3 separate regions of the Homo sapiens genome follow, and all the other regions are linked to region 1. Evidence: chromatin contacts called from ENCODE Hi-C or POLR2A ChIA-PET data. All regions are on one chromosome and are shown on one strand. The core of a region is the stretch at or near the end of the contact, and the rest is flanking DNA. Distances in the headings are between cores, read along the strand shown.

Region 1 (2,781 bases), core at 172-2,671:
AGTTTAACTGGGGCAGGAGCCGTGTCTTAGTTCTCTGTTTGTCCCTAGAATAGGTCTGAAAGGTAGTAAGCTCTCAATAGGTATTGAAGAATGAGTTGAGAACGCAGCTGAAGGCAGGTTAGTGATGGGATTGGAGACAGCAGAGGTCCTGTTGGTAAATTCACCAAAGTTCATAGAGCAGGAAGGCCTTAGGAAAGCTCTCATCTCTTCACAGCATATTAAGTGATACCTAAGATATAAGTAAGCTGTATGTTTGTGGCTGTGAAGTTTTGAAGACTATTGTATTCAGCATAATGGAAAGAACTTTCTATAATTTCTTAGAAAAACAAAGGCAAGGAAACAATTCCTGAACAAACTAACAAAAAGAAACAAGTTTACTGTGTGAAGTCTCAGATAAGAATGAATCTCCATCAGTGGATTCTGGGTGAATTTAAACTTCCAAGTTTCCAACATACAGGAATAAAATATTTAGAAGACAGAAAAAGTTATAACTGTAAAATGGAGTAGTGATAAGTACCTCACAAACATGAAAGAATTATAATCTCTATTTTCTGTCTTTTTAAAGAAAGTGTGCATATGCCTCTATCTTGTATAATTAAAATCTCTATTTTCTGTCTTTTTAAAGAAAGTGTGCATATGCCTCTACCTTGTATAATTAATGTAATGATATGAAAAGCTACCACTTCTAACTTCTCGTAGTTGACAAGATGAGGAGGCATCCAGAGGGCTGGAAAAAGCTCATGGTTACCTCACAGATTCTGGGAACAGAGCTCTCTAATCTGTATGACTTCACACACATTGGACTTGAGTCTGAAGAGAAGCCCAAGATAATTTCACAAGAGATGAAATTTCGAATTTTTTTCAGAAGGGAAAGTAAAACATCATCCATGTCTGGCAAGAATGCTGAGGCAGATACAGCATGTGTTTATGAACACGGGAATGATGACTTACGCATGTTTGGAGAAAGAAGAAGTATATTTATTTTTCTTTGCAATCATCTCTATGTATTTTTGAGGTACAGGAACACACATTTGAGAGCCCTGACACAGAAGGGCAGAAAAAAAAGGAAAAAAAGAAAAGAAAAAAGAAAGACAAGACAAGACATCAAAAGGAAAGCAAAACTATACCATGTTGTCCTTGGAGGTGTAAGATGAGAGAATCTGAATGTGAAGAGACCAGTGGACTGAGTTACCCACTGGGAGACATGGGCTTTGCACTCTGTCTGGTTTAGTCATTCTAACTAGTACTGAGGCAGACAGAACTGGAGAGGAAAGACGGCAGGCCTTATATTCATAAACCCACTCTGGGAAGACAGCTGCAAAGGCTGCTGGTTCATCAGAGGACACAGTAAGAGCAGGTTTGGCAGAAGTGGCATTTGTGCTGCTGACAGTTCTGCTGTGCTCTGTGCTTTGCAAGGCTCCGAGGGACGCAGGACAAAAGGGCATTGATGATCTCTTGGCATAGTGTGAATGACAGAAAGTTGCGTGTGGGGCCAACAGGCGGATAGAATGAATGGCATCATTTAGAGCCAGAAGTCAAGCAGAAGGGATAGGGCGGGAACATTTTCATTTCTGTGTTCCATCCACACAGTCCCTAGAATTGTTCCCAACACACTTGGGAACTCGGTCAATATTAATTAGGAAGAAGGCAGAAACATACTTAGAAGCATGAAGTATCATTGAAAAAGACTGAATGTAGGCAGCAAGAGATGGAAAAAAACTTGACAAGGTATACTTACTTTGAAAGTTGGGGTCAAATCCTTAAGCTTTCAACTCATTTGCAAAGCAGAAGCTGAGATTCTTGAATAAATTCTCTGTTTTAAAACCTTAAACAGACAGGATTGAGTCAGTGGCTTCAGCAAGTAACATATTTTCTTTGCTTGTTTGTTTTCTAAAGGAAGAAAAGATAAGGTCCCGAACTTCAGACATTGCTGAAATTCTGTTATTAGTGAATCAGGGGCTTGAAAGGCAAGAAGCTCATTAGTGGCTTCTGTGGAGAAGTCTGGGGCACTCCATGCTAGAAGGAAATGGAAAAGCTGCCAGTTAACAGCAGGAACATCTAAATCATCACACTTAGGAGGAGAACTGGAAAAACAAGACAGTATTTTACCCTCCACAGAAAAATAATAGGGAAAGAAAGCCTTCATTGAGTATATATACGAAATGTCTTAAGTCAGGCTGCTAAATAAACAGCTGCTGTTGATGAAGGCAAGAAGATAAACAGGCATTCTTAATGGCCAGAAGGTTAGAGAGCATCAGCTGTGGGGTAGAGGGCACTTGCCATTCCTGATCACCAAGTCAAACATACCTCAGGCAATACTGACTCAGAAACCAGCATCTGGTTGCCCCTCATTCTGTGGCAAATACTAGGTTCAGTCTATTACAATATCTCATAGCTTGGTGGCCTGGGTCATATCAACCAACCAACTAATATTTTTAAACATTGACCATATGCAAAATACTATGCTCATCACTGCCGGGAGTGTCACGGGGGGGGTGGGGTGGGCGTGGGGCGGGAAGGGGATCACTGATTCATCTTTCCTTTTTTTTTTTTTTTGAGATGGAGTCTCACTCTCTCACTCAGGCTGGAGTGCACTGGCATGATCTCAGCCTCACTGCAACCTCTGCCTCCTGGGTTCAAGCAATTCTCTGCCTCAGCCTCCCAAGTAGCTGGGATTACAGGAGCCTGCCACCACACGAGGCTAATTTTTGTATTTTTAGTAGAGACAGGGTTTCACCACCTTGGCCAGACTGGTCTTGAACTCCAAACCTCATGATCCAC
Region 2 (2,781 bases), core at 78-2,577, 61 kb before region 1:
AGAGGAAAGAGCAAAGGACTTGACAAAGTGCTGTTTAATACCTTTAAAATATATCCTGTTTTTTAATATAAAGTCATTTTTATAGTATATCTGCCTTATGGGAAATCCCAAAGAATTGGATAATAAAAGATACAACTAAGATTTGTTGGATTTTATATTCACTACTTTTCGTAATGTACAGATGTAGGTACCTGGGTGAAATTCTACTTATATATATAGGATAAAAGTAGGATATATATATATGTGTGTGTGTGTGTGTGTGTGTATATATACTAAAAGTGTGTGTGTGTATATATATATATATATACACACACACACACACAGACACATATATATATCCTACTTTTATTCACAAAACATAATAGTAGCATTTTCCCCATGTGATTACAAATACTATGAGAATATCATCATAAACTGCTGAATAATGTTCCAACATATAAAAGTGCTACAACTTATTGAACTATTTCATTATTGATGAACTTTAGAGTTTTCAATTGTTTTGTATCATAACTAACAATCCATTAAACATTTTTGTGGATAAAAGGTTTTCGTGTGTTTCAGCTTGTTGTGTGGAATAGATGAATTTATAATGTGTTAAATCACATTTCCTTTTTGAAGATGAGTATCACCAACAGCCTTTCTATTTTTCTCCAGGTATATTACAGCCTTCTTTTTGCAATTATAATCATTGAATTTGGACTATGAATCAAAGAACCAGGTTCAATGCTGTATTTTTACCTGCATGCCTCTGACATTCCATAGATTTCTTGGATAATAATTACTCTCCCTTTAACAACACCATAAGTCCACTTAATCTATGAATTTGAACCTTGAACAAGAGATAACTGAAGAATTATGTAAGAAAGAAACAGAAGAAGTGATGTTCTCAAGCTCTGGAGATTTTCAGGCAGCTTTGAAAATCTTTTTTATCTTATGTTTTATTCCCATAAAACTTAAAATCCTACTGGGGCATTAAGGTAGTAGCGGAGGGGTAGTTTTTCAAGATGTTCTTGTACAGCTTCCTTCTAGAAATATCTAGAGTTCTCCAAACTACGTTTGAAAACTCACTAATTTAAGACTTGTAACTTTGCAGATGGACTTTCTTACCTGGGAGAACAAATTGTTCTTTTCTGCTTCAAGGAAATTTTAAAATGCTAAGTAAGGCTTGCTATCCTCAGAGGCAACATTGGCATCCTGAAACAATTTTGGCCATCTGATTCCTGAGGGTTTGGCCAACAGCTGTGCCCAAAATGGATAATTGTGCCTGGTTAAGTTTAGTCCTCTCTGACATCACACATCACAGAGGAAATCAGCCCCACACATTTTTCTTCAAGGAGAGAAGAGAATTCATACAGATGATTCAGAATCAAGGAATGAAAATGACAACAAGCATGCAAATGTCACACTGAAAACAAAAATCCCTCCTAGTTCATTGGCTAAAGAGACAGTAGAAACATCCTGGGTGGAACTGAGAGCTGTGACTCTTGTGCTCGGTGGCCTGGAGCCATTCACAGCACCATCGGGAAGTGAAGGCAGGGAGCAGTGCAAGGCCCGTTGTGTCTGTTTACCGAGTTCTGTAGGCCTTACCAACTATCATGTAGTAGTCTTTTTATGGAAACTAGATAAACAACATGCGTCACCATGGCTATTTCCCTTTATCAGAGAAGTGGAAGAAAGACTTCTACAAACTGTAGATATCATGGAAGTGTGTGGGCCTTTCCAAGCTATTATTGCACAAAATCAGAAAGAAATTGAAATGTTTTCTGCCAACGACTGATTATTTTTATCCAAGTCAGACAGAAAAATATTTCTAAACATATAGATGTTTACCAGCTGTTCCCAGAGGCATTCATGTGACTGCAACATCCTTTCTATCAGCCCTTTAGGTTTGGAGTTTTCCATGCCAAAGAGACTGAACATCTTCTGCATTTTAACCCCAGCTCAGAGACACTTCCAGGAATTCCAGTCCTCCAAGATTTCAATGTCTTTATTCCTGTTCTACACTTCAGTTTTGTGCTGAAAGCATCTAAAGGAAGAAGAATGAGGGAGGAGGAATTCTGCCTTTTTTTTTCAAAATTTGTATCACTCATTTTTTTTTCTTTTTTTTATTATACTTTAAGTTCTGGGGTACATGTGCAGAACGTACGGTTTTGTTACATAGGCATACACGTGCCATGGTGGTTTGCTGCACCCATCAACCCGTCACCTGCATTAGGTATTTCTCCTAATGTTATCCCTCCCATAGCCCCCCAGCCCCCAACAGACCCCTGTGTGTGATGGTCCCTGCCCTGTGTCCATGTGTTCTCATTGTTCAACTCCCACTTATCAGTGAGAACATGCGGTGTTTGGTTTTCTGTTCTTGTGATAGTTCGCTGAGAATGATGGTTTCCAGCTTCATCCATGTCCCTGCAAAGGACATGAACTCATCCTTTTTTATGACTGCATAGTATTCCATGGTATATATGTGCCACATTTTCTTTATCCAGTCTATTGCCCTCTCTTTAATCCACGGTCTTCTCACCTTTGTTTATCAACATTTGTTGACTGATGAGTTGATGTCTCAGTTTTACCTTCACCTTGCACTCACTGTGTTTCAGTGGATCCTTACCTTCTTTCTCTTCTCTTCTTTGTGACCTCAAGTTATTTATCAGGATCTTTCCTTGAGGGACTTGGGGTATGTAGCACATAATGTGGAAGCAGCGAGGGCCCATTTATCTGTTCAGTTACACTTATCTGACTATTATATTTAATTTATAGGGCATTGTCTGGCTCATAAAACTT
Region 3 (2,781 bases), core at 81-2,580, 35 kb before region 1:
AAAAGGAAAGAGTGCAGACCTGTGGTCAGGTTTAAGCTACACCAAGTGGTCAGGGTATGTTTGCATGATTAACTTCTATGAGCTTCAGTTTCTTCAATTTTAATATATAAATAGTAATATGTAGAGGGCTTGGGGGGATTAAAGGAAATAATATGCATAAGGAGTCAAGCATCATATCTAGCACACAGCAATTTCACAATACGTGATTTTCATTCCTAGTTACTGTTATCATGTTTATCATCATGAATCCTGATGAAAGGCTGTCATTCTGGGACCATTAAATAGGTTTTAACTTTGCTTTGCCTCCACTACAATTCACAAAACTAAGGGCAGACATACTATCGCATTTTATTTATCCTGAAGGCAAAATACAATGCTCAGTAAATATTTATTGGATTCAACTGAATTTTTAATCAAGTGTTTTGGACAGCTCAAATCCATGTGATGAATCTCTGTGTTGAAGACAGAGTTAGGGTTACATTTGGAGATGGCACAAACCCCCGGCCTCTCCCAGCTGGGAGGCAACTGCCATTGGCATGCCATGCCACTGGTCTTAGGAACTGCCTCTCTATCTGAACTGTTAGAATTGCCACCTATAATGCTGGTGATTGTTCACAAACACTACGCACATATCTGTAGCAGCTTCAGCATTGTGCAGGTGCAGTAACACACACAGACTGCCCGAAAATATTTGTTAAGCTCTACAAAAGAGCAACCACTGACAAGAGATAATACTATAAACTGAGGAATTCTCTCACTCACTGTAGAAAATCTCATAGAAACAATTAGCATCAAAGTTTGAGACTTTGGGACCCTGGCTATAAAAGTATAATACTTTTTTTTCTGTTTCTCATACTTTGACCAACTTTCAGCAGAGAATGAAAAGTATGGAAGCTTTAAAACAATCTACAGAAATGTGATAACCTGCTGAATAGCCACAACTAGAAGGGGGAAGAAAAGAAGAAAAGAAAACTTCTACACATAATATTGGATGAAGTTCAATATGCCACACAGAAATCCATCAATAGATTCTGACAAACTAGTATTAAGCAAAGAAAATTCATGGTTCCTTTTCCCAGTAACTTGGTTCAGATAAAAAAAACCCTAGGACTAAGGTCACATATATAGCATGACAGTCAGTTGGGAACCAATCTATTTATCTTTGACCTGACATCTGACATTTAGTTTTCCCTTTGTATGCTGAAATAATTGCATGTATATCAAATGACTGCAAGAAGTGAAAACCAAAACAGGCCTTCATATCCTGCACAGGGAATATGCACCATTTGGCAAGACACCAGCCTCCCAGGCCACGCCAGCATTTGAGACCAATGATTATCAATGATGATGTCATCAGCAACAAGTGGCCAGGAATCACCCAATCCAGACAAGTCCATGTGATCTTCATGTTCTGCTTTCTTGTGCAAAGGCATTCATCTTTTACGTACCTGATCAAACACTGAGGTTCTAATAAAAGTAGCTTCTATGGAGTCTTCGGATCTTAGGGAAATATCTTCATCAGCCAAAATAAATACATTCATACAGTATTTTTTTAAGGTACACTATTCTTTGTCTAGTTTGCATTTTGCTTATTTTGTCAGGCACAAGAAAAATGCTTTCTGGCCAAAAAGGAGAAGTATTCAAAAAGAAAACATGGAAGAAAAAGAAACAGTTGCTAGAACATTTTATTCAGACCTCTTCCTGAAACTTTATCTGGCAAGCCATTTCAGAAAACATAACACATAATCTGCTAAAAATTTTAAAAGTGACTGGGAATTTTTATTATCAATCCCAGTGTTCTGACCAAAACTTTCTCTTCTAGCTCTAAGAGCCAAATCTGCATTGACATATGATTTTCTTCCCACAGCCTCTCTGGATTTCATGGTGGATAAAGTTATTCCAAGATTTTAGAAATTGGATGACTTCTTGGTTCATAATGATTTTGTGAGAAATTACATTACTCTGTGAAAAGAGAAGTGAACTCAGGTCTAATTTTTCCAGTGACTTTTTTCTGGCCCAAACAATTCTTTAAATTGTGTTGGCACCATAGAAACATTTGTTTATTACCTATATTGCTTAGTGTGGCAGAATGGAAGGGGAAACATGTTTGGCTTTGAAATTTGAAGTTAAACTGGGAATTAAGAATTGACTTCTAACCCTACCTCCTAGTAGCTGCATGAATGTTATATAACAATTCTGAAATGTAGTTTTTATTCCTTTCTTTCTCTCCTTCCTACCTCTCTCCCTCCTTCCCTCCCTTCTTTCCTTCTCTTTATCTCATGTTTCTCATCTATTTATCTGATTATTTGATTATTCAATAATCAAAGGATTGTTGGGAGGATTAGGCATATGAAAAGCAGACATTGCCTGGAATGTAATAACTCCTCCATAAGCATTAGATTCTGTGGATTTCACTGGTTTTCCATGTGAGCAATCCCTATTTTATTAATGTGCCAAACATCTAAGTGGGCATCCATCAGAATCACCTAGAAGGCTTGATAAATGCAGACCCCTGGGTCCCACACCCCAAAATTCTGATTCAGTAGGTCTGTGGGTAGGCCTGAGAACTTATACCTCTAACAAATACCCAGATCACGTTGATGCTGCTGGTCCAACAACACACTTTGAGTGTCACTGATCATCTTAACAGACAGAAAACAAATTTCATCACTTGGGCCAACTCCAATTATTGGTGTGCTCTGTTGGGAAAGATTCTGAGGCCATGTCAGGCTTGGGGTGAGACCATGTTTTTGGAGTGCTGAGTAACATCTCTGTCATCCC

The links. A loop is a pair of places that touch in the nucleus more often than their neighbours do. ChIA-PET counts read pairs that join two places held with the same protein, here RNA polymerase II (POLR2A). Pooled maps may share reads with other maps.
Region 2: a map of heart right ventricle shows a loop between it and region 1 (6-fold over the local background). The contact joins two enhancer-like sites. A Hi-C loop is called at or near these places in 13 of 168 maps with a recorded cell type or tissue (Right ventricle myocardium inferior, Right ventricle myocardium superior, aorta and 6 more) and 13 of 50 pooled maps. POLR2A ChIA-PET finds 5 or more read pairs at or near these places in 2 of 52 experiments (A549 and AG04449).
Region 3: a map of heart left ventricle shows a loop between it and region 1 (2.6-fold over the local background). The contact joins two enhancer-like sites. A Hi-C loop is called at or near these places in 12 of 168 maps with a recorded cell type or tissue (Right ventricle myocardium inferior, aorta, ascending aorta and 6 more) and 13 of 50 pooled maps. POLR2A ChIA-PET finds 5 or more read pairs at or near these places in 3 of 52 experiments (A549, AG04449 and AG04450).

Annotation. Positions count from the first base shown.
Region 1 is chr6:81,893,675-81,896,455 of GRCh38, forward strand. The region is part of intron 3 of LINC02542 (long intergenic non-protein coding RNA 2542); the gene reads right to left. Among named protein-coding and RNA genes, the nearest start is that of LINC01526, 81 kb to the left of the region's middle. Within about 2 kb of position 1,422, at least 13 of the 41 ENCODE cell types and tissues checked have a DNase peak (open chromatin) inside an H3K27ac peak, as active enhancers do; they include heart left ventricle and heart right ventricle, where a contact is called at or near this core.
Region 2 is chr6:81,832,929-81,835,709 of GRCh38, forward strand. No RefSeq gene overlaps it. Among named protein-coding and RNA genes, the nearest start is that of LINC01526, 20 kb to the left of the region's middle. Within about 2 kb of position 1,328, at least 7 of the 41 ENCODE cell types and tissues checked have a DNase peak (open chromatin) inside an H3K27ac peak, as active enhancers do; they include heart left ventricle and heart right ventricle, where a contact is called at or near this core.
Region 3 is chr6:81,858,746-81,861,526 of GRCh38, forward strand. The region is part of intron 3 of LINC02542 (long intergenic non-protein coding RNA 2542); the gene reads right to left. Among named protein-coding and RNA genes, the nearest start is that of LINC01526, 46 kb to the left of the region's middle. Within about 2 kb of position 1,331, at least 5 of the 41 ENCODE cell types and tissues checked have a DNase peak (open chromatin) inside an H3K27ac peak, as active enhancers do; they include heart left ventricle and heart right ventricle, where a contact is called at or near this core.